Linked DNA regions of Homo sapiens: all the other regions are linked to region 1. The links are chromatin loops, found by intact Hi-C in ENCODE. Cell type or tissue: PC-9. All regions are shown on one strand.

Evidence for each region. Peaks named below come from ENCODE experiments on the same cell type or tissue, not always from the same donor. Only the 100,000 strongest peaks of a DNase experiment are listed, where the experiment ranks them.
Region 2: it touches region 1 in a loop (10-fold over the local background); 2 of 110 quality-filtered maps call a loop at or near these places.
Region 3: it touches region 1 in a loop (5-fold over the local background); 3 of 110 quality-filtered maps call a loop at or near these places.

Annotation. Positions count from the first base shown.
Region 1 is chr12:54,001,524-54,009,523 of GRCh38, forward strand. It overlaps HOXC9 (homeobox C9), which reads left to right. Exons shown (of 2, transcript NM_006897.3): 2 at 907-1,814. The coding sequence ends at 1,151. HOXC8 (homeobox C8) reads left to right here and starts at 7,462. Exons shown (of 2, transcript NM_022658.4): 1 at 7,462-8,000. The coding sequence starts at 7,762. RefSeq lists a silencer at 4,569-4,638 and an enhancer at 4,869-4,948. In PC-9, CTCF peaks have their summits at 4,605 (motif pointing right) and 4,810; a DNase peak (open chromatin) is centred at 4,598.
Region 2 is chr12:53,763,911-53,771,910 of GRCh38, forward strand. All of the region lies in intron 1 of LOC105378250 (a long non-coding RNA gene), which reads left to right. Among named protein-coding and RNA genes, the nearest start is that of CISTR, 16 kb to the left of the region's middle. In PC-9, a CTCF peak has its summit at 4,006; DNase peaks (open chromatin) are centred at 3,971 and 6,571; H3K27ac peaks cover 2,273 bases.
Region 3 is chr12:53,697,986-53,705,985 of GRCh38, forward strand. No RefSeq gene overlaps it. Among named protein-coding and RNA genes, the nearest start is that of CALCOCO1, 25 kb to the right of the region's middle. RefSeq lists an enhancer at 3,800-4,094. In PC-9, CTCF peaks have their summits at 3,992 (motif pointing right) and 4,192; no DNase peak of the experiment used is centred here; H3K27me3 peaks cover 1,713 bases.

The sequences.
Region 1 (8,000 bases):
TGGGGGGCAGGTGGGAGCTGCAGGGCCAGAAAAAGGGGAAAGAAGGAGAAACAGCAGGGGAGGGGGTGCAGACCCCTGGGTGTGAGGAAGTGTCTGGGGGAGTCCCAGGAGGGGGCTGCAGGAAATCTTTTCCTCCAGCCCCATAAGGGGCCAGGGCCTAATTATACTCCTCTGAAGGCTTCCCTCCCTGCCCTCAGCTACTCCCATAAACCTGAAATTGGAGGCTTGGCTCCTGCAGAGCCTGTCCTGGGGCTGGCAGGAGGGGGGCACTGGAGGCCAAACAGGAAAACTAAGATATAGGGGAGCCTGTCCCCAAGGCCAGCGGCTCTCTGGGGAGAGGAGAAAGACTTTTCCCGTCTCAGCATCACCCTGAGAATTCGCCTCAGCAGGGTTGAACTCCAAGCGGGAGGATGGTGCTGCAGAGGGTGGTGAGGGGTTTAGGGATTCTCAGGGTCAGGAAGCAGAACTGCTAAAATTTCAGGACTTGGTCGTGGGCTGGGAGGATGGGAGGGGGCAGAGGAGGAGGGAGGTGGGGAGGAGAGAGACCTTGCTATAAAAATAAAAAACAAGAGAGAGAAGCGTTTATGGGCCTATGAAACGGTTGGGAATTTGGACTTTTTATGAGGATATTCTCAAATTACTACTCTTGAAGCTGAGGACCAGACTAGAGGGGCTTTGATAGCTTTGGATTTCCTACAGTTTTAGGTGCTGGAAACTGAAAAGGGGGAAGCTGGGGAGGGGACAGAATGCAAAACGAGGAAGGAGGAAAATTCCTAAAGCAAAATGTGTCCAAATTCAGGTTCAGTTATTGCATTTGGGGAGCCTGGCTAAGTCTAGGGGTAGAGTAGCAGAAGTCCTGGGCTGGAAAGGGGCTCCACTGACCCCTGCTTGTGTTTGGCCCTCCAGGCAACCCCGTGGCCAACTGGATTCACGCCCGCTCCACGAGGAAGAAGCGCTGCCCCTACACCAAGTACCAGACGCTGGAACTGGAGAAGGAGTTTCTCTTCAATATGTATTTAACCAGGGACCGTCGGTATGAGGTGGCCCGGGTTCTCAATCTCACCGAGCGGCAGGTCAAAATCTGGTTTCAGAATCGAAGGATGAAGATGAAAAAGATGAATAAAGAGAAAACCGACAAGGAGCAGTCCTAAACCCTACCCAGCCTGCTGCCTCAGCACAGCCAAGGGAAAAACAAAAACCCCACAAAATACCCCAACACAGGCGGGGGAGAGACGAAAAAGAAAAGGAAAGAGCAAGATAGACAAAAGCCAATCAGCTTAAAAAGAAAAACAAGGAAGGGGAAAAGAAAACTCTTGCGATTTGGGAGGGTTCAGTGTTGAGATATTGGTGTTTTAGAGTTAGTTCTACCCAGCGAGGAGGAGGCGGGGAGAGAAACTGCGTTCTCTTTCCCCAGCGCAACCGAAATAAATGACACATACAAATGTGATTTTTTTCCTCCTTTCTTCAGAGAAGCCAGTACTTGAATCGCTATATTTCTATTTTTTTTTCCCTGTATCGTATTTGGTCCAGGTCATCCCTCCCCGGGCCTGGGGCGCTCTGCGTGCAGATTTTGTACAAAAAAAAAAAAGACACACACACATACATGATAATGATTCCCAGCCCAGGAGCTGAGGGGTGAGGGCTGGGGACCATGCCGCGGGCTAGGTCGGGCCCGTGCAGGCCGGCGCCTTGGGCTGTACATAGTGTTCCCTCTCATCCCCAGGGTTCGTCCCCAGCGTCCGTCCTGTAACGTGCTTCTGTTTGTTATGGTAGAACAGCCCTGTGTTAATATATTGAAGTCACTTAACCAGAAACCCAACTGTATCCAGTTCTCGTTATTTCTCCTCCCTGTGGTTCCCAGTCTGCTGTTGTGGAGGAGGCAAGTGCTCAGGTCATCTAGCGGAGGCTGGAGCCAGAGAATGGGCTCCTTCTACCTTGGAAGGGCAAACGTCTGCTTCTGCAGCTGCTTCTCTCCAGTCAGGGAGGGGTGGGGGGTCTCTGGGGGTGGGGTGGAGGCTGCTGAGGCCCAGGCCCAGCTTGTGCTTTCCCCGGCTGGCTGCCTACAAGTTTCCTGGTGGCTAGATGGAGTGCGCGGGAGAGGCACGGCATGAATGGCTTTCCTTGGCTGTAATTAATTGTAATAATTTATGAGTACATGAGATTGGAGGGAAGAGATAGGTGAAGATGAAAGTTGGGTGCTGGGTGAGGGCCCAGGCTGGATTCTTGCCTGGCGGCATTGGTGCTTTGGTGCTTCCAGGGATGGCTGGGAAAGAAGGCTGGGAGGGGGCGTGTGACTAGGAGGAAGGCCAGGCAGGCCTCAGGGAGCAGGACAGGCACTGGGGACTGCAGTGGAAGAAAAAGAAGAAAAACACAGTGAGAGAGAAGAGATGGGACATGGAAGGAGAGAGGAAAGAAAAGAAGGAAGAAAGGAAAGGAAGGAGGGAAGGAGAAAGATGGCAAAGCCAATACAATCAGAATTAGATGTAGTTTCTACTTCTCAATGCAGTCTCAGCTCCTCGATCCCCTTCTCCTAGTTCTTTTCTTCCCAATCTCTGTCTCCCCTACTCTGGTGTTTAGTTTGAATGTTTGTCTGGGGGTGACTGGGTCACGCTGTGCAGCTGCAGCATTTCTGGGGGATGGTGTGCCCAAGGCCCAAGGAAGCTGGCCAGAGATTAGCCAGGAGTGGGGTGCTCCCTGGTGGCCGTGGGACCCCAAGCGCAAAGATGTGGGGATGTGTGTGTAACAGTCCGGTGGGGCTGATCGGCTGTACTGCACCCCAGGGCGCCTTCCTAGAACCAGCAGTTTTAATCTGCTAATCAGAAGCAGACACAAGCTGCCGGGTATGCCTCGGCCCAGCGCCCCCTTTCTCGGAAATCCCCCAATCTGGAAACTGTTAAAATCAGACTGCTTGAAATATAGTCATTTAATATCTCAAGCTGCCCATTCTGCCAAAGGTGCAGGGTGTCGCTCTGAATATTTGGGGAGATACTCCGTGAAAAAAAATAGAGACCCAGCCCATGTGCTGCTCCCCGTAGCATCACCTTACAGGATGGTGAGACACTTGTAGGGACCAGCCCCTTCCCCATCATTTGAATCTCCTACTCTCTCCTTCTATTAAAACTCCAATGTCGGTGGCTGGAGGAGGGTAGGAAGGGGTGAAAATTTTGTTTCGATAATACTGGGGGGCAATCAAGTCGCAACAAGGGACTTCGCAGTCGCTGAAGCACCAGCTCCTCTTTCGAGCTTAGGAGACCGCCTCCCCAATTCCAGAAGCATTGTTTTCTTGGTCCATTTGAAAGGTGTTTTGCCTATAGTTTTTCTCCTTCCTCACACCTCTCTTTGGCCATTTTGCTGTTCTGGAACTCTGACTCCTGTTCCCCACCCAGTGGAGGCCAAGACACCCCTCTCTCCCCTGGTCGGGAGCGCTGGGATGCGGGCTTCTCTCCCAGACCGAGAGCGGCGTTTCCGGGCTTCCACCCCGCCCCTGCTCCCAGGCCCTGTCGCCTCCCCTCAGCGTCCATCAGCGCGGCCTGCTTCCTGCAGCCGGCCTGAGCGGCCTTACTGCGGGCAGGAAGGAGGGCCGCGGGCTTGGAGGACCCTGAGGAAAGCATGGGATGCAGAACAGGCCCACCCGGCCCGGCCCACTGTTCAATCCCAGCCCAGCCTGCAGGTCAGGATTGGAATCATTTTTTATTCGCTATCATTTACGAATTAACAACACAACACGCATCTGGGGAAAGAAATGAAAGCTGGGGGTAGAGAGGGGCTAGCAAACGCCCTCTTCCCCTAATCTTCCCCTCCCACCTCTCCTCTGCTCCTTTGTCAGAATCACAAAACCCTAAAGATTGTTCCACTTGAGAAGGCAGCGGATAGGTACATTTCCGCAGCCCCGAAATGCCACTTTTATGGCGCTGTTTGTCTCCCTGTTCTGGGTTCTCAATGGGGCCGAACAAAACAGCAGCGCGGAGCTGGCTAGACGTCTGGGCTTAATTGTTTTATGGTTTAAATAAGGTGGACACTTTCCTTTGAAATCGGATTATAGGAATGTTTTGTCTATGGCCCACGGAGAACAGGACCTCACTGGCTGAGAGGGAGAGGTGGAGAGCGCGCGCGCGAGAGGGATGGGCTACAAACCAGGGGTCAAACAGCCTGGAGAAGTCCGAGTCCCACCCCAAAGTCCTGCAGGCGGCGGCGGAATAGTCGGTGCGGGGCCAGCATCAGGGTAAGAGGAGGGAGGACTTTAGGGTGCGCGCCGCGGGCAAGCCGTCGTGGGAGCCTCGGAGCGTGCATCCGCGTTCGCGGAGATGTTCCAAGCCCAGAAATGCGCCTGAATGGGGGGAGATCGCGGCAGTTGCTTTGCTTAGAGTCTCTTAATTGGAGAAGGGAGGGTAACAAAAAGAGAAAACAGTGTGGAACCTTTCACAAGGTTTTATTTCAAGAACTTAGAAAACAAAAGAACAGCAGTCCTGGGGCAACTCCCAGGGAATCTCTCTCTTGAGCACCCATCTGGAGGTTCCTTCCTCCCACTTCCCACCTTTGGGGCAAGCCTGGGACCTCTTGTTAGCTTTTTCCCAGCCGGACTGCATTGGACCAAATGGACGCGAGGTGGCGCTGTTGCTCAATGTTAGAGGCGGCGGTGCCCCGGGCCGCCCTGGCCGCACTGACATTTGAGGCCCGGCCCGCAGCCGCTGCAAGAAGGCCCCGCGCCTCGGCCGGCCCGGCCCCACTGGCTCTGAGCAAATCAATCCTCTCACCTGCGAGGTGTAAATAATTCGCGAGTGGCAGCGGGAGATGGGCCCTCGATCTGGCAGCGGGCTCGGAAGGCTCAGGAGGGCAGGCATTAAAAATAATCGCTTTGTGGAGGAGATAAGTGCAAAGCAGGCAGCGCGTAATTAACACAAAAAGGCAGAATGACCCGGACAAACGAACATAAATCCGTGGTACCTATGAGGGCGGTGCAGGCCTCGGGGAGAGGGACAGAGACGGCCTCGGCGAGGATGGCTGCTTTCGGTTCCTTTATTTCCAGGCTCGGGGAGCGAAATAAACCAGATAACGTGTAAAAGAAAGCAAACAAACAAATGAAAGAACGGTGAGGGATCCCCAAAAGGGGAAACCAAGTCCGGCCAGGGGTTGCGGGACTGGTGGGCTCTCCGGGCAGGCGGCGGTGGCGGCACACTCGGGACAGTCGCATTCCAAGACACAAAGCCCCGGAAGAATAGCTCTCTGGCAGGGTTTTCGCTGGACCATAAAATGTCGAAATATCCCCCCACCCCACCCCCTAAATGATAAGGCGCAGGCCCCAGAGCGGATCCAGCCCTCTGGGCCTCCTTTTTCCAGGCTGGGAAGAGAAAGTATTTATGACAGTCTCCAGTGACCCAGATGCTGGGAGCCCAGAGTCCACTCTGTTCATCGCAGCACCCGAAGAGCAGGCTCAGAAAAGGCAGGGCTGGAGCCAAGGCTGAAGCGAGCTGTGGTACGGGTAGAGACGCCCTGTCCTGACCCCTACTGTTCTGGACCCTAGGGAGGCCTGCAGCCCTGGCACAGCCCTCTTCTGACCCTTCCCTCGTGCTGCTCCAATGCCAGAGTTCTGGGTGTCTAAGAGTTTGGGCAGCTCCTGAGATGGGGGTGGGATTCCCCAAATGCAGGGGATCCTGGAGGGAGCTCTTGCTGCCTGCACCAGTGAATCTCCTTTGGGAATTTGACAGAGAGTGGCCATTTCCCCAGCAATTACTTAGATAATAGGGGGACTGGGTTGGGTGGGAGGAGGTGTTCATTCTCTCTAAACCATCCTGCCCTGAACCGCCATTCCTTCTTCCATCTCCAGAGCTGGGCTCCGGATGGGGAAGGAAAAGGTCTGGTTGCCTAACCACCTCCTTCCTCATCCAACCCTGAAACCCCCAGGATGTGGAAGAAAAACAGGTAGCATTTTGCTTTCATAATGCAAAGACCTAAAGATGCATCTGTGTTTGTCAGGCATGTATGCATGTGTGCCTGGGTGTGCACATGTGCGTACAGTGTCTGTGAGGTGGCAGGGATGCTTCCAGGCATGTGTGTGCTAGTTTACACTGAGCATGGACTTGATGTGTCTCAGGGTGAAAAGTAGCACGTACAGTGTGTGTGTGTCCTGAGTGTGCTCTAGGATTTCCTGGGTGTAACAGCCTCACACCCTGGTGAGGGAGAGGACTGGAAAAATAATTCTTACTCATCTTTTTCATTCATATGCACACAGCATGCATGTATTCTCACCTTCTCCCTTTTTCTCTCTGTCTGTGTTAAGCCCAAATCACTGTACACACTTATGGCCAGAGAAGGGTGCTGATGGACTAAGGTTCTTTAATCCATTAGAATTAACTTGAACGTATTCAGTCTTGGGGATGGGGGAACCCTCCAGAGAAAGTGTGGATAAATATTTAAAGAGTGTCTGTTGATAGTTCCCATCCACATCCTGGCCTGGGCAGCCTGCCTGGGGAAGAGGGAGCTGCAGTGAAGCCAGGGGCCCCACCAGGCTGAGCTGGCATTTCCTATGGCATGGGGGTATGTGGGGACAAGTAAGAGGCCTGCTCCAGTCCCCTCCAACTCAGATGCAAATAGTCTCCTAAGAAGAAATGTCCTGAATCAGCCCAGCTAGAAACCAGGGACACACAGCTGCCCTTTCCTTTTAGTCTCCATAAGCAGCTTTGCTCTCAGAGCCCCTAGCCAAGCTTGTGGCCATTGCCTGGGTTTCCTGCTCCATGCAGGGGCTCGTGTCTGAAGGGGCAGTGTGGCCCTGACTGGGTATATGGAGTTTTCCCCAGCCCCACCTCCTCTGACCCTCTCCTCTACCCATAGCAGGTAGCAAGAGAGTCTCCTGGATCTAAGGAAGAAGACAGAACAGCTTCGGACCCTGGGGAGGGGCCAGGGGATGGAGGGTCTGATGCCTGAAGTATTTGGGAGTATGGTGTGCTTGTTCCTCCTCAAAGTCTCCAGACTTAGGGACCCCCTAGGAAGCCCATCTTTTGGGTTAGGGGCCCTGCTCTGGCTTGCAGGTATTCATCCCCTTGGAGGTCTTATACCTGTTGAGGTAACCTGGGTTGACCTGCTGGCTCAGGTATCTCTCTCTCTCTGAGAAGAAGGAAAAGAGAAGCGAGGCTGGGGGCGAGAGGCACCTTCACATCTAAATTCGTACCCTGGAAAACTGGCCCCAGCCATTAGCTGGGGCTGGCTCACCACCCCCCTACACACACCACACACCCCCATCCCTCCCCCTCTCCTCCCCTCCCCTTCCTCCAGGTCCCCCCAGCCCTGTACCCCTCAACCCCCGCCATCTCTCTCTCTCTCTCTCTCTCTCTCTCTCTCTCTCTCTCTCTCTCTCTCTCTCTCTCGCCTGTCTTCATGTCGTGGATTGATGAACGCGAATCGCGTGTAAGCGCCGCCACCGCCGGGAGTCTGAGGAATTCGCCTGGGCTGTTAGAGGAAAGAGCTAAGTGAGAGAGCGCGAGCTCTACCTACCGACAGTGAGGAGCGCCGCCGCCGCCGCCGCCGCCCGCTCGCCGCCCGCCGCCGCCGCCGCCCGCGCCCCAGCCCCGGGAGCTCTGCTGATCCGGCCGAGCTCAGCACCGAGGCGCCCCCCAACCTGCCCAGCCCCCAGCCCACCAGCCCAGCCCAGTCCCGGGGAGCCAGCTGGCCTGGGGTTCGGTCCCGGGGGGAGGGGAGTTTCGGGGGTACTGGGCGGGGTACTCGTGAGCCAGAGGGGAGGGGGCCGCGGGTTTTCATGTACCCAGCATGAGCTCCTACTTCGTCAACCCCCTGTTCTCCAAATACAAAGCCGGCGAGTCCCTGGAACCGGCCTATTACGACTGCCGGTTCCCTCAGAGCGTGGGCAGGAGCCATGCGCTGGTGTACGGGCCCGGCGGCTCGGCGCCCGGCTTCCAGCACGCTTCGCACCACGTTCAAGACTTCTTCCACCACGGCACCTCCGGCATCTCCAACTCAGGCTACCAGCAGAACCCGTGCTCGCTTAG
Region 2 (8,000 bases), 240 kb before region 1:
ATCAAAGGGGAGGAAGGGAGAAAAGTAACTGATTTTTGCTGTTCAATGTATCACATCACTTTTTTTATTTTTTGAGGGGGAGTCTCGCTCTGTTGCCCAGGCTGGAGCACAATGGCATGATCTTGGCTCACTGCAACCTTGGCCTCCTGGGTTCAAGCGATTCTCTTGTCTCAGCCTCCCAAGTAGCTGAGATTACAGGCACCCACCAACACGCCCAGCTAATTTTTATATTTTTCTTAGAGATGGGGTTTCACCATGTTTGGTCAGGCTGGTCTCAAACTCCTGACCTCAGGTGATCCACCCACCTTGGCCTCCCAAAGTGCTGGGATTACAGGCGTGAGCCACCGCACCCAGCCACACATCGCTTTTTAAATCTCTTAATCTTTTTTCTTTTTTTTGTTTTTGAGACGGAGTCTTGCTCCGTCACCCAGGTTGGAGTGCCGGGGCTTGATCTCGGCTCACTGCAACCTCCGCCACCTGGGTTCAAGCGATTCTCCTGCCTCAGCCTCCCGAGTAGCTGGGACTACAGGTATGTGCCACCACACCTGGCTAATTTTTTGTGTTTTTGGTAGAGATAGGGTTTCACAGGGTTAGTCAGGATGGTCTCGATCTCCTGACCTCGTGATCCGCCCACCTCGGCCTCCCAAAGTGCTTGGATTACAGGCTTGAGCCACTGTGCCCAGCCTAAATCTCTAATCTTTTACACCCTCCCTGGCTTTTCCCAGTTCTCGTTGTGATTCTGTTTGGAAAATCTAATTCTGATTCATCCTGGTAGCCCATCTAATTTCTGAAGAGCTCTAGAAGCAGAAGCCCAGGCTTTTCTGATTTGTCAAGTTGATAATCTTTTTTGGTGTGATAGAAATGTTAAGAATTTCCAAAATTGGATTCTGACTAAAACTAAACCTGTGAATGTGTCAAATCTTGAATGAAGAGATCCGGATTTGACTCTGCCATCTCTGAAGTTGTCCCAGAGAGACTCAGAAAAGCCACCTTATTCACAACCATTCCGAAATGACACCAGATAATAGGAAGTATGCGTAGCCTCTGGAGAAGCTTTGGATGTCTGATTATTTACCCAAATCATAGCACAATGGTACTAGTGTAGTGTCTGCATGTAGCTGGGACTGCATAATACGGAGGGAAGAAAGCAAAAATGTTTTGGTCTGCATCTAGATGAATTTTGTCTACATCTGGATAGATTTTGTCTACATCATTTTGGTGTACATTTGGCCTGTAGTGGATTGGTCTACATCAGAATGGGTTTTCTTGGAATTTGGCCTCTGCCCAGCTAGAATGAGGTTTAAGAGTTGCAGTGCTGGGGTGGTAGGGTAGGTAGGTGAATTGGAGGAGGTGGCTGTGTTTCCCCTTGGTCTCCTGAGCAGTTCGGGGGCTGTCATAGTTTTCAAGTTCAATACTTGGTTGAGCTAGTAATATTTATTGCAGAATTATAATTTCTAGCTTAGTGTGTGAACATAAAACAGTTTCTACCCTAAGGAGTTTTTTTTTTAGATAGGGAGACAAAGTATTCTCTCAAGTATCATTCAGACAGAATTCAGGACACAGAAAGTTCACAGGTGTGGGAGGATGCCTGATAAGCAGTCAGTTTTGTGGGGTCATTCTCAGAAGACTCCTGGGAGATAAGCTTGGATATTTATTTTCTTTAGTCTGAGCTAGATTTGGTTACCATAGCTTTCTTTCCAACCTTTTAGGGAAGCCATCTCAGCTTTACTTCTCTTTCCCTACGGAGAAGTAACACATTCATTGGTACTGAAATTGTTTCTTTCTATTTTCCTTTTCAGCACAGACCAAGACTGAGAATTATTATTATTATATTTTGGTATTTAGATTTGTATTAGAATCTGTAGTAAACATTTAACTGGATAAGTGCAGTTAAGCGAACTGGATTTACTGGTTCAAAGCATATGTAGAGTTTATTTATTTATTTATTTTTGTTTTTGATGGGAGGCATGGAAGGAAGGCCTAAGTGAGGTTTGATTTATTGGCTCATAGCAAAGCTTCTCACCACCATGAAGATGTAGACTGAACTGATGTTTCCCAGGGAAACCAAATCCCCATATGGAGCAATTACCCCCTCTTCCACGAAGGTTTCTCAGACTGACCTGAGGTGCAGGGAAGATACTCCCTAATCTTGCCAACACTGGAAAATGAAGCCCTTCCCACTCATATCTTCTGTCAACTATGATGTCATCTGGGATCTTGGCATGCCCTTGCCTCTGATATAAACACTTTTCTGTGTATTTCTGATTGAGGATTATACGTTTCAGTCCATGGTTTACATATCTTTTACTTATTTTGAGGAGTGGGGAAGTAGCCACAAAATCTCTTAAATGTAAGCTCCCAAAGAGGGGAATTCTTTATTTGCCACCATTTGTCTTGCATTGTGTGTGAGTGTGTGGTGATTTGGTGGTCGTTGTGGTGGTAATAATTTAGGGAAAAAAGACATTGCTTTTGCTCGAATTCCTTTGCAAAAGGAATCATTTTGGTGCTTGAATTTTCTAATTTGGAATTTGTCTTTGTATTCACTTACACTTAGTTGAAATCTGATTTTCAGTAGTTTGAATCCAGCCTTTGTCACTTAGAAACTTTCAGTGGTATTCACTTGAGGGAAACATCAAACCATATAGAGGTCATCCAATTTCTCACTGTAGACCCAATCCAAACTAAACAGAATGCATCTGTGAACTTATTTATAGACAGTACAGGACAAATGGTAGTAAACAGAGAAAATTCTCTTTCCTAGGAGCTTACAATATAAAAGTACTTCATGGACACTTCCCCATCCTCCCAAAACAAATGAAAGTCCTATTCTAAACAATATTCAACCATTTGATCATTGGAGCACCCCTCCTTTCTGCAGTCTAAGCTGAGATTTCTTTATTGCAGTTTGAGTATCACACCAGGTTGCCTAAAGCCAAAGTATTAGGTGACTTATTTTCACAATTAACTAAAGCAATGAAAGTAATAAAACTGTATTGTTTGTCAATTTGGTCATTGGACTTCAAGGGGATGACACTGGAGCCAATAGTGTCACAGATAACGTCCTTAGTCCCAGCCAGTTTGGGTTACTTCCTTTGCATTTTCACTTTGTGGTGTGGAAGAGACTTGGACCTGCATTCTTGTTTCATTATCTCTGTTGTCACCACATTGGGCTGTAGATCATGGGGTGCTTCCTTGGCTGTGGCCAGTTAACTCTATACCTCAGGCTTCAGCTGGGGAAGAAGAGGCAAGCTGAAAGTGTCATCAGGCAAGAGCTGTGCTACTTCGCTGCACCTAACCATCTACCACTGCTACCCTCTTCTCTAACCAGGCGTCTTCCCAGTGCAAAGTTCTAGGCCAGTGAGTTATGCCATTCTGTCCTAAAACCTCCTGTGCAAGAGACCCATATTCACTGCCAACCAATCCAAAGGAACGGGGAGCAGAGGAGGTCAGTCTGATGGAGAAGGCTGGACACATAATCAAGGCACAGACACTGGCAGTGCAGCAAGGAAACAAGTTAGGAGCAAATGGACAGAACTCTGGACAGTAATGAGGGGACGAGAGCAGGCAAAGAGGGCATAGCAGAGAGGTCAGATATCTGTAGGTGTGGTTAGATATGCTTCCTGAAGGAGAGTCTTGTTGAACAGTTTGGAAAAAGGGTGTTCTAGGCAGAGAGGGACTGTCCATGTGATGGTTGAGGTGATGATAGCAAGATGTTCGTATATGGGGAAAGATTGGTCCTGTTCAAGCAAAGAGCCACAGAAAAGGTTAATAATAAGAGTAACGGTTAGGGGAACAATGAAAAGAAAGATCTGGAAATACAATCTTAAAAGTTTGGATTTAACAGAGAGCAGAAAACTGCAGGTCTGGTAGGGAGAAGGTGTAGGGTGTGTGTGTGTGTGTGTGTGTGTGTGTGTGTGTGTGTTGCTTTCAATCCTTGAAGAACGTGTCATTTTCCAGAAGGAGGGTAGAGGGCACTCACACTTCAGTTATCTGCTGCAATGCAGCAATCATGGTGAATGTGATTTAGGGCTGTAGCCTGCTTTAAAGAAGGGCAGCACTCGGCCGGGCGTGGTGGCTCACGCCTGTAATCCCAGCACTTTGGGAGGCCGAGGCGGGTGGATCATGAGGTCAGAAGATCGAGACCATCCTGGCTAACAAGGTGAAACCCCGTCTCTACTAAAAATACAAAAAATTAGCCGGGCGCGGTGGCGGGCGCCTGTAGTCCCAGCTACTCGGGAGGCTGAGGCAGGAGAATGGCGTGAACCCGGGAAGCAGAGCTTGCAGTGAGCCGAGATTGCGCCACTGCAGTCCGCAGTCCGGCCTGGGCGACAGAGCGAGACTCCGTCTCAAAAAAAAAAAAAAAAAAAAAAAGAAGGGCAGCACTCTCTGATGGTTGCTGGGGTGAATCTGAGTGAGATCTGTGAGGATCTCATTGTTTAGAGTTACCAACGTTAAAGGCCAGGAGGGTGGATCAGGGAGTATAGCAGGAGGCTGGGATGCAGTCTTTGCCAACTGTAGGAATCTACTAGATAGAGTTCTGGTGGGAAAAATGGCATGTCAGCTAGGTTGAATTCAGGCCTTGGAAAATATATATCTGAAACCAGTGATTTCAGCTGAGATTCCTTAGGTTTAATCCAAATTTTCATGCAACGCCCCCGAATAAAATAAGGATGCTTTGAGGCTGCTTTGCCAATCCCCTTGTCTTTGGCCATATCTGGGGCTTTCTTCCCTTGGAAACTGAAATGGAAAAGTAATTTATCTTCTTCATGGATTTTCCTATACTGATAGCATGTTGAGAAAACTCATTATTTCTTATCTCAAGTTCATATTCTTTAATAACCTTAAAAAAGAACGAGGCAATCTAAAAATAGAAAGGCTAAGAGATCAGTGTTGATGCCGGATATCCATTGGTCTTTATGATTATTTCCATGAATGATTAATAAATATTAGAAATGCTCTAGTTGTCATGAGCTCAGAGCTAGACATGGACATGGGGCACACTAATACCTGTTTTTGATATTCTGCTAAGTAAGGCCTCTGGCTGTCAAGAACAACCAAACCAGACCGAGCAACCTCACGTAGCTCAAGTCCTTCTCCCCAGTATCACCATGAATTGTTAGCTCTGGAATGGGGTTAATCATATTTTAGAATGACTGACAAGCTGACATTTTTCTGGTACTGGGTTCTCCTGAGTTAAGGATCAGGGATTGCCATTCTCTGGCAAGCATCCCCCCACAGTCTGCTTCTGATTGGCAGCCAAGTCTGGGGAGCAAATGGCCAAGTGAATTAGAAAGCTTAAAAGATGTTTTGTTAAACCATCCTCATTAAACTGGCACCGTCTGCCTTCCTACTCTCCTTTGTCCCAGTTGGGGCTGTTCTTCGTGACAGATGTTTCCTAACGGTGTGTGCTGGTAGCATCTGGAATCCTTAGGTGACTGCTGAGGTTTGGGAAGGCCAAATCTGGAGGTATGTAGATTGTCAGGGAAATTGCAACCATTTTCCTGCCATTGGGCTACCATAAAAAAAAAATACCCGCTTCCCTTCCCACCACCCCATTTTCCTTTGGCCAGTGAAAATCAAGCTTTCATTTCCTTCTCTAGCACTTCCTAACCTGCACTGAAGATGGTTTTTTTCCTCTCAAGAATGAGGTAGTGAGTAGACAAGATTTGGAATATGATGAAAGAACAGTGTGATGGAAGAAGTCTCAGAGGGGTTACTTATGTTTGGCATCTAGAGATCTTTTATCCTGTATTTTCCACTAAAAATCAAGCAAAAGCCAATGGGTTAAAGTTGTGGGAGTAGGAATTATAATTAGATGTAAAATTGTGTCTATGAACTATTGGAATAGTTACAGGGATGCTTTGGAATCTCCTTTCTTGGCATCTAAAAAGATTGTCTGGAGAATTTTGGCACCTGATTGGATTAGAATTTTAGCAGGAAATGGTTAAGATGGAACTTTCAGATTTAATGATTTCTCTGCTTCCAGCTCTGGCCTATCAGTGTCTATGTGGGAGGAAAGAGAAGACATTGGCAGGGGATGACCTGGGCATAAGGGTAAGAACTGGTTCAAATCCTCTTTTAATAGCCATGCCCTTAGACTCCTTGTTCTTTGTGGAGACTGGGTGCCACAGTAGGAAGAACATGGGCTTTGACTTCATGAAGAACCATGTTCAAATTCTAACTCTTCTTTTTACTGGCTATATGATCTTGAAAAAGTTATTTAACCTCTCTTCATCTTCAAGATCAAAGAATAATACTTCTGTCATGGAGTAAATAGGGGTTAAATGAAATAGCATATGAACCTTGCTTGCAGCTCAACACATTCTGGTTCCTTTCACCCCTCTTTCCACGTAACTCTAATTCTTGCACATAATTCTATCCCTGGCATGCCATTTGACAGATATTTTGCTCTGTCTCCAGCCTCTGCACATCTTCCCCAATGCTTCTTAGCATTCAAGCCTAGAGCTCTGATTTATTAATTTGTGTTAGTCCCACAAAATGGCAATAACAGTATGTACTTTTTATAACCATACTAACATGAGTCAAGGTTGTGGTTTCATTCCAGGCATTTTTACTTGCTGACAATTTTGGTTGTAAATCAGAGACAAAGGAGTTCTATCTTCCCACCCACCTCTCTGATCTAGAGTTCTTGATTCAGGGCTAGATCATCTGGATAGGATTTCCTTCCAATAAAAAAATGATGGCAAGTTTGTTTATAAGATTATTCAGAGAAGAAAAATCCATAACCTTTACTGTTGGAATATTCTTGTTTTCCTCCCAACCTTTTAATTTGAAAAATATTAACCTACAGAAAAGTTGTAAAATAGTGTAATTAATACCCATTCATTTTTCACCAAGATTGACAAATTGCTAATATTTTGCCACATTTGTGTGCTCTCCCCTTCTCTCTCATATATATATATGTGTGTATATATACACACATATGTAAAGCAGTGCCTATTCAAATTTTGCTAATTGTCCACTGATTTTTTTTTGAGACAGGGTGTCACTCTATTGCCCAGGCTGGAGTGCAAGTGGCATGATCACAGCTCACTGCAGCCTCTACCTCCTGGGCTCTGGTGAACCTCCTGCCTCAGCCTCCCAAGCAACTGGGACTACTGGCACATGCCACCATGCCAGACTAATTTTTTTTTTTTTTTTATAGAGGCAGGGTTTCACCATCTTGCCTAGGCTGGTCTCAGACTCCTGGGCTCAAGTGATCTGCCCTCCTTGGCCTCACAAAGTGCTAGGATTACAGGTGTGAGCCACTGCGCTAGCTGAATAATTTGTTTTATAGTGAAATGTTTCTCCCTAGCCCTGATCCAATTGAAGTTTATGCACTGTATTTTGTTATCATGCCTCTTTATTCTCCTTTAATCTGGAATCATTCCTTAGCCTGTTGTTCATAGCATTCACAGTTTTGAAGAGTACTGGTCAGTTGTTTTGTAGAAAGTCACTGGGTCTAAATTTGACGGATTATTTTCATCATTAGATTCAGATTAGGCGTTTCTGGCACTTTTGGATTAGATAAGAACATTTTTAAAGACAGTGCCACGTAGACAGGGAACATGTCTTTCCCCTGCCTGTTGTGTTCTTAGCACCAAGCACAGCGACTGGCATATAGTAGGTGCTTAATACTTATTGAATGAATGAATGAATGACCTAAAACTTTCACTGCCATGTAGGTCCATTATTTTTCTACCTGAAGAGAGAGAGAAGAGCAGCCTTCTCCTAAATCCTAGTTTCATTTTTATTATAAATCTTTGGGCTGAAAAGGGTAACCCAAGACTTCTTTAATGAGACCACCGAGAAGGGAATATGAGGGAGGGACTATGGCCTGAGGGAAGCCACGGAGTTTCTGTTTACCCAGGGCGAGTGGTGGTGGTGTTCATACTGTGTAGAGACAGGGGGATGAACAAGGTGGTCCTCAGATGGAAGGAAAAATAACACACAGAATCCTAGAGTACCTGGCCTGTTTGCTTACTGAGAAAAATTAGTCA
Region 3 (8,000 bases), 300 kb before region 1:
TACTGCCAAGGAATGAGCTTAGAGACAGTTGGCTATGTGTAAAACACTGCCTCCAGATGCCCGAGGATGGTTGGAGTCCCCTGTCCTCATCTCTGTTGTCTTCTTCTTGTTCTTCTTCTTGTTCTTCTTGTTCTTCTTGTTCTTGTTCTTGTTCTTGTTCTTCTTCCTTCTTCTTCTTCTTCTTCTTCTTCTTCTTCTTCTTCTTCTTCTTCTTCTTCTTCTTCTTCTTCTTCTTCTCCTTCTTCTTCTTCCTCCTCCTCCTCCTCATCTTCTTCTTCTTCTCCTTCTTCTTCTTCCTCTTCTCCTCCTCCTCCTTCTTTTTTTTTGAGATGGAGTCTCGCTCTGTCGCCCAGTCTGGAGTGCAGTGGCGCAATCTCGGCTCACTGCAACCTCCGTCTCCCAGGTTCAAGCGATTCTCCTGCCTCAGCCCCTGGAGTAGCTGGGATTACAGATGCATGCCGCCATGCCCGACTAATGTGTGTGTGTGTGTGTGTGTGTGTGTGTGTGTGTGTGTATTTTTAGTAGAGATGGGGTTTCACCATGTGTGTATTTTTAGTAGAGACGGAGTTTCACCATGTTGACCAGGCTGGTCTGGAACTCCCGACCTCAAGTGATCCACCCACCTTGACCTCCCACAGTGCTGGGATTACAGGCATGAGCCACCGCACCTGGCCTCATCTCTGTCTTCTGATAAGACACTAACATATAGAAACATTCATTCCAGGTTGGGCACAGCCTGCCTGCATATCTTATTGCCCCCTATTTGAGTGGGGGTTGGTTGGCATATAGGCTAGGTTAAAGGGTGATGGGGAAGAGGAGGCAGAAGTAAAGGTGGTGAAGTGGAAGTGGTAGCTAGGAAGACATTAAGAGTGATAATAAAAATTAGTGGACCCCCTTCCTGTTGGTCTACTGCTTTCCCATTTTATTTTATTTTATTTTATTTTATTTTATTTTATTTTATTTTATTTTATTTTATTTTATTTTATTTTATTTGAGATAGAGTCTCACTCTGTTGCCCAGGCTGGATCAGGGCTCACTGCAGCCTTGACCTCCTGGGCTTAAGCAATCCTCCTGCCTCAGTCCCTGGAGCAGCTGCATCCACAGGTGCATGCCACCACACCCGACTAATTGTGCTTTCCCATTGATGCCTCACAACAACCTGAGAGGTAGGTTTCATGTCCTCCATTTCACAGAAGAAGAAACCAAAGCTCAGGTTGGGAGATACCCAAGGACAATTAGGTGGTAAACAGAAGAATCAAGATCTGAACCTGGACTGTCTTCATCACCTGAAGCTGCCTGAGAAGGAGTTCAGGGTCTCTAAAGTAGAAGCCAGGATGACTAATAGCTCCATATAATTCATCTGGGTTCATAAGAAAGTGAGGAAGTCTGTCTGGTAAGAGCTTAAGAATTTTGAGAGAAATTTTACTAGAAATATTTATCTCGTGGTGATTGGGTCTAGGTAGTCGGGTAGTTACTATCATTGCTGGGATCTACCTCTCCCTAATCATTTAGTGAACATTTATTAAGCATCTACTATGTGTCTTCTTTTGATTGACCCCACCCTCCCCTTTCTCCACTTCCCCTACTGAGATGGGTACCTAATAGAGTTCTCAGGTCCTGGGCAGGGGTAGAGGCCCAGGAGAAAAGGAAGGTGTGGAGGTGAGAGCCCCCCATAGCCTGCACAGTGCCCAGAGGCGGCTGCAGCGGTGGCTCCAGATTTATAGCTGCCCCGGTACTGATGCAATAAAAGGAAACGATCCTTTTCTGTACTAATTTCTGTGTAATTAGATCTCTCCTGGCATGGAAAGTGGGGAGTGGGGGTGGCCAGGAGGGGAGGGTGCCAAGGACTCTTCACAGAGTCCTCCTTGGGAGGAGGGACTGCTGGACACACATGGCTTCACGTGGGGCTGGTTGGACAAATGGATCTGCACACACTGTGATGCACACAGGAAAGCAAGGAGGTGGAGGAGTCTTGATATGTCAACACACTTGTGTGCAGGATGGGGACAGACAAACCTGGGATCCTGCACAAAGATCCTGGAGCCAGAAGAACTAACTCCCGGGTAGTCTGTACACACAGAAGATATTGAAATCCTCAGAGGAGCTGCATACAGATTTCCCTGTACTAAGCTAGACACCAAGACCCCAGACCCTTGTTCAGAGAGGCTTGAACAGCAGAGAATTCCTTCAGATTCATCCACATTTACATCCACAGATACAAAACAATATATACATACACTTGCAGGAATACATATACATACATACACTTACTTGCATGAAAGCACATACACACCTCTCTTAATCAAATGCAAAAATTACAAAGTCTACACTTAATAGGAACTCAGCAAATGTTTGTTCCCTCTTCCCATCCTCATTGCCTGCCCACCTCCTATAGGCAGGAAACTAAAGGATAAAAAAAGCTCTTTCCTTAAGTAAGGTTTTCTTTAAAATACTTGAAGATGGATACTATGAAGCCAAGACAAAGATGAATCAGACAAAATCAAGAAAAACGTGGGGATGGTTAGTGGGGGAATGATTCTGGACTCTTTCCTCTCTTTTGGGAGAACAAAATCTCAGAGAGGAAAAGAACACCATTGTTATTATTACTACGCCCTTACCCCGACTCATGGTGACAAACAGTTACTATGGGTATGGCAGTAATGCCGTTTGGAGCGACACTTCTACCGAGCTAAGTATTCATCATGCACTTGAGTGTGTTTGTGGAGGAAGCTCAGAAGGCCTCTTATCCAATCTCCCTCTGCAGCCTGAATCTCTTTCACAGTCAGCCTGCTGGGGAGCCAGCCAGCTTCAGCTTCAGTACTCCTGCTAAAATGGAGCTCTTAATAAGCAGTCTGCCCCTATCGATGGACAGCTGCAGGGATTAAAATATTCTTTGGTGCAATTGAAATCTGTTTTCTTTTAAATTTCAGAATATACTATTTCTAACTACCTGTCATATCTCCTTGAGTTATTCTAATGTTTGAATACCAGTTCAATCTAAGCATTAATTGTCCCTCTACATTAGCAATAACAATTAGATACCCATTGGGAAAATCAGGAGATTTTGATCTCCACAGATGACTGTCATGTACTTATCTTAAACCCTTGTTCTAATGGGTAATTCCTGATTAACCTGAGTAATGAAAATGTATCACAAGAAAGAAAGATTTGTCATGCCTTGTTATCACTTCATAAGGCCATCTTTCTAGATACCTGCCATAACATCAGGATATTTCCATCCCAATAAAACATGATCATGATGTGCTTGGCTAATAAAAAGGAAAAAAGCCGTGTGTTAAAAATATGTTTAAAATGATTTGCATGAGTGGTGTAAATATAAACCACCACCATCATCATTGTCAACATTATCCCCAGTTTATTTGCCTTTTGAAATCCCTGCCTGACCTTGAGGGTGGGAGGTTGATAAAGGAAGAGGGAGGCAGAAAATTAGCATCTATTAAATGCTTATTATTGCTAGGCACTGTGCTAAACACTCACAATAACCCTCTAAGATAGGTATTATTATGCTCTTACAGATGAGGAAATTGGGCTCAAAGAAGTTCAGGAACTTGCTCTAGGTCATACAGTTAGTAATCACAGGATCAAGATTTCAACCCAGGTAAGTGTAATTCCAAAGTCTGCACTCTTTCCCCTACACCTGGACTGGTTACATTTACTTTGACCTCAGCAGTGCCTCACTGAGTGGATCTATGCTGCTACTGATGTGACACTGGTCAGGAGACATGCTGGGCTCAATGATCCTTCCTAGACACCCAGAGTCCCAGAGGGGAGCCAGAAGTTCTGAACCTGACCTTTGGGGCTTCTGTGTTCAGTCACATTACTGCCTTCACCCAGGAGTGCCCACACGTAATCATGGGCACCGTCATTGTTGTGTGCAGTGTCACATCCAACACGCATTTGGACTCACACAGGCTGGCTACACCTTCCCATCTCCCAGGCGGTGGTGTGTGCAGCCAGCAGGGGTCGCCGGCACACCAGGAATTACCACTTTCTGGGTTTGTCTCCTGGCCCAACAGGATGGAAATGTTCCTCTTCCTGTGTTCTTCTAAAATCTTACATTAATCCCTTGCCTTCCCCGCCTTTCCCTCCTATCTCCTCCTATCCCCACAGAGCCAGTAGGTTTCTTACGACAAGCTGGGTAGTAGTAGCCCAGTAAGTAACACCCTAAGCTGCTGAACCCCAACCTAGACCAGAGATCAGGGATTCTGGCAGCCAGTTCTGCTTCAGGAATGGCCAGGGAGCTAAGAAGCCTGGAACACCCAAGCTTCTGGATCAGCCTTGGCTGGGGAGGACTCTCCCTCCTCTCAGTGCTTCCTCCAACTCATCTCAGCATCTGCCACTGTACCTGTCTTGACCATTCTTTCCTGTCTCAACGTCCATGTAAGCATCTGTCTCAGGATCTTCGGACCCTCAAGGCCCTGTAGCTCCCTCATCTTGGGAGGGCCTAAGAATGCAGGAGGAGGCAAATCTCTAGTGATCTGTGGCCAGGGGTTTCAGAGGAGAAATCATGGTTTGGGTAATACAGGGGAGGGATCCAGGTACCCTGCCTCACAACAGTAAGTGGGGGCCAGTCATTTGCTATCTGTAGGAAAGGAGTCCAGACACTGTCTGTGGAGGTAGCTGTGTCTGCCTTTTGGGAGGGACATCTCTTTTCTGCACCTCGTCTCTCCCCTGCTATAGCAACAGTGCCTCAGCTTTTCCATCCCCCCATCTCTCTGTTGACCCCCTCCCCTCAACTCCTGGAGCCCACTGATTGGCGGCTGCCTGCTGCAGGGCCAGCTAGGTTTATGGCTTTGCGGCAGCTGGGGAGAAAACGAGGCCAGAGACAGAAAAATGGAAACCTATCAAGAAATCAAGGATGGTGAGAGTAAGAGAAAGAGAGTCAGAGATAGAAGCAGAAAGACTCCAAGAATAATAGAAACAAAAAATCAAAATGATGAGAGGCACAGACTGAAGCGGAGACAGATACAAAGAAAATTGTAGAGATACTGATAAAAGATGATGAAAAGGTGATAGGGATGGGGAGAAGAGGGAGAGAAAAGCACAGACAAAACCATTAGGATAAATCCTGGGAGTAGGGATGTGCATGGCTTTCTAGGGGGACAGGAGTTGCTGGTAGTAGGTAGAGGCTGAGGCTGTCATTTAGGGACTCCCAGAAATCATTTGGTGGTACAGAAGAGGCTGGAGGATCTTGCAGCCAGTCCCAGTTCTCTCCACACCTGTTCCATGTCCATTTCCACACCCTCCTCCTGGAGTTGTTTTTGTTTGTTTTAAGACAGAGTCTCTTTCAGGCTAGAGTGCAGTGGCATGATCAGGGCTCACTGCAGCCTCGACCTTCCAGGTTTTAAGTGATCCTCCTGCCTCAAGCCTCCTAAGTAGCTGGGACTACAGACATGCACCACCATGCCTGGCTAATTTTTATATCTGTGGTAGAGATGGGGTTTCACCATGTTGCCTAGGCTGGTCTCGAACTCCTGACCTCAAGTGACCCACCTGCCTTGGCCTCCCAAAGTGCTGGGATTACAGGTGTAAGCCATTGCGCCCTGCCTCCCTCCTGGAGTTTTAAGGCTATTGCAGGTCCTCCTTAAGGATGACCCATGACCTAGTATGGAAGGATCTTGTTCCATGTTCCATGAAATGCAAGGGAAAACTGAGGTCTGAGATTTGGGAGGAATTTTAATATTAGAGCTACCCTTTTTTGAGCATGAAATAACTTGCAAGGTTGTTAGTTCTCTGTCATGGCATCTCATTTGACACATATCGCTTTTACCTTATATTACGGTTATTTCTCTGTATTGTCTTTTTGCTAATATATAAGCTCCTTAACAGCAAGATCTGTGTCAGCCCTTCTTTGTGGCTCCCACAGTGCCTTGTTCTTATTAAGTGAACCAATGAATGGCCCCTGGAGATGTTTAAGCAGAGGTTGGATGACTACCAACGAGAGATGTGGTCCAGGGAATTTCTTTACTGAATGAGTAACTGGAAATATATCTCTAAGAGCATTTTTGGTTTTGAGGTTCTGTGAGCCCATACATATGAACCGGGCTTTCCTGGTTCTTTCCCTACTTCTCCAAATATGCAGAGGTAAGAGGAAAAGTGGGAAACTCAAGATTACCAAGTACCTACCATGTGCCAGGCTTTGTACAAGGCATTTTACACATCTGATCTCATTCAATCTTCTCAATAACAGGCAGGTGTTAGCCACAGTTTGCAAAGAGGGCTTAAGATAGATGAAGTTTATATAGGGACATAAAGCCTGGGTGATTTCCATAATACCATGTTTCTTATAATTCGAAAGATTTACATAGTTTTAGAAAGGAGGAAAGGCAAAGAGGGAGTTGAGAAATGAAAGAAACAGGGAGAAGACATGGCTTCTAAATTCAGGGTTGGGAGAGAGATTCTGGACTCCAAGCCAGGAAAAAAAAAATCTACTTTTGTAAGTTAGAATAGGACATCTCTGCTGTCATGCGAGTATCAACAGACTTGGGGAAAGAAAAAGCGCGAAGGACCACGACAGGGGAATCCTGAAGATGGGGTATTGAGGACTGAAATCTTTTTTTAAAATTCCAGTTTTTAAAAAATAAATAGGGATGGGGGTCTCACTATGTTGTCCAGCCTGGTCTCAAACTTCTGGCTTCAAGCGATCCTCCTGCTTCAGACTCCCAAAGTGTTGGGATTACTGGTGTGAGCCACTGTGGCTGGCCTTGAGGACTGAAATCTTTGGCCCTGGGTTATGGGACTGGCAGTATGGGGCACAGAGGTGCAACAAAAATGCAGTCTTGGAGATTTCAGGCATTTGTTTTCCAGCTAGGAAGGATATTGTGAGTCTGAGGTGATTAAAGAACATTTGGGAGTCTGGGCATGTCCAGGCTGTGGAGGTCCTATTCTGTGGCAGGGCTTAGACCAGTGCTGTGCAGTAGAAATGTAATATGAATCAAACACATAATTTTAAATTTTCTAGTAGCCACATTAAAAAAAAAGGTAAAAAGATCCAGGTGAGGTTGGGCGCGGTGGCTCACGCCTGTAATCCCAGCACTTTGGGAGGCCAAGGTGGGTGCATCACGAGGTCAGGAGTTTGAGACCAGCCTGGCCAAGATGGTGAAACCCCGTCTCTACTAAAAATACAAAAAAATCAGCCAGGTGTGGTGGCGGGCCCCTGTAATCATTCCAGCTATTCGGGAGGCTGAGGCAGGAGAATTGCTTGAACCCAGGAGGCGGAGGTTGCAGTGAGCCGAAATCACACCACTGCACTCCAGCCTGGGCGACAGAGCGAGACTCTGTCTCAGAAAAAAGAAATTAAATGCTAACATTTATTTAAGCCGTATATCCAAAATGTTATTATTTCAATCTGCAATCAATATACACTTACTGAGCTATTTTAGGTTTTGTTGATACTAATTCCTTGATATCTGTTACATAATTTACATTTATATAATCTCAATTTGGACTAGCCACATTTCAAGGGTGGCTGGTGCAGCTGGCAGCTGCCCTAGTGGACAGCACAGGGTTCAGCTTTACATTTCTTCGAGTGTGCCTCACATCTGGCTAGCCAGAGGCAGCAAAATCTTTGATGGGGCAGTCCCAGACATCTCGGTTCCTACCCTTCATTTTTCTTATACTTTGGTTCAGAAGCCCTTGTGGCTTTTTTCTCTCTCTTTTTTTTTTTTGGCATAGTCTCACTCTGTTGCCCAGGCTGGAGTGCAATGGCATGATCTCGGCTCACAGCAACCTCTGCCTCCCAGGTTCAAGTGATTCTCCTGCCTCAGCCTCCCAAGTATTGGGATTACAGGCGCCCACCACCACACCCGGCTAATTGTTGTATTTTTAGTAAAGATGTGGTTTCACCATGTTGGCCAGGCTGGTCTCAAACTCCTGACCTCAAGTGATCTGCCCGCCTCGGCCTCCCAAAGTGCTAGGATTATAGGTGTGAGCCACTGCACCTGGCCTTGTTTTTAAAAATAGAGATGATGTCTCACTTG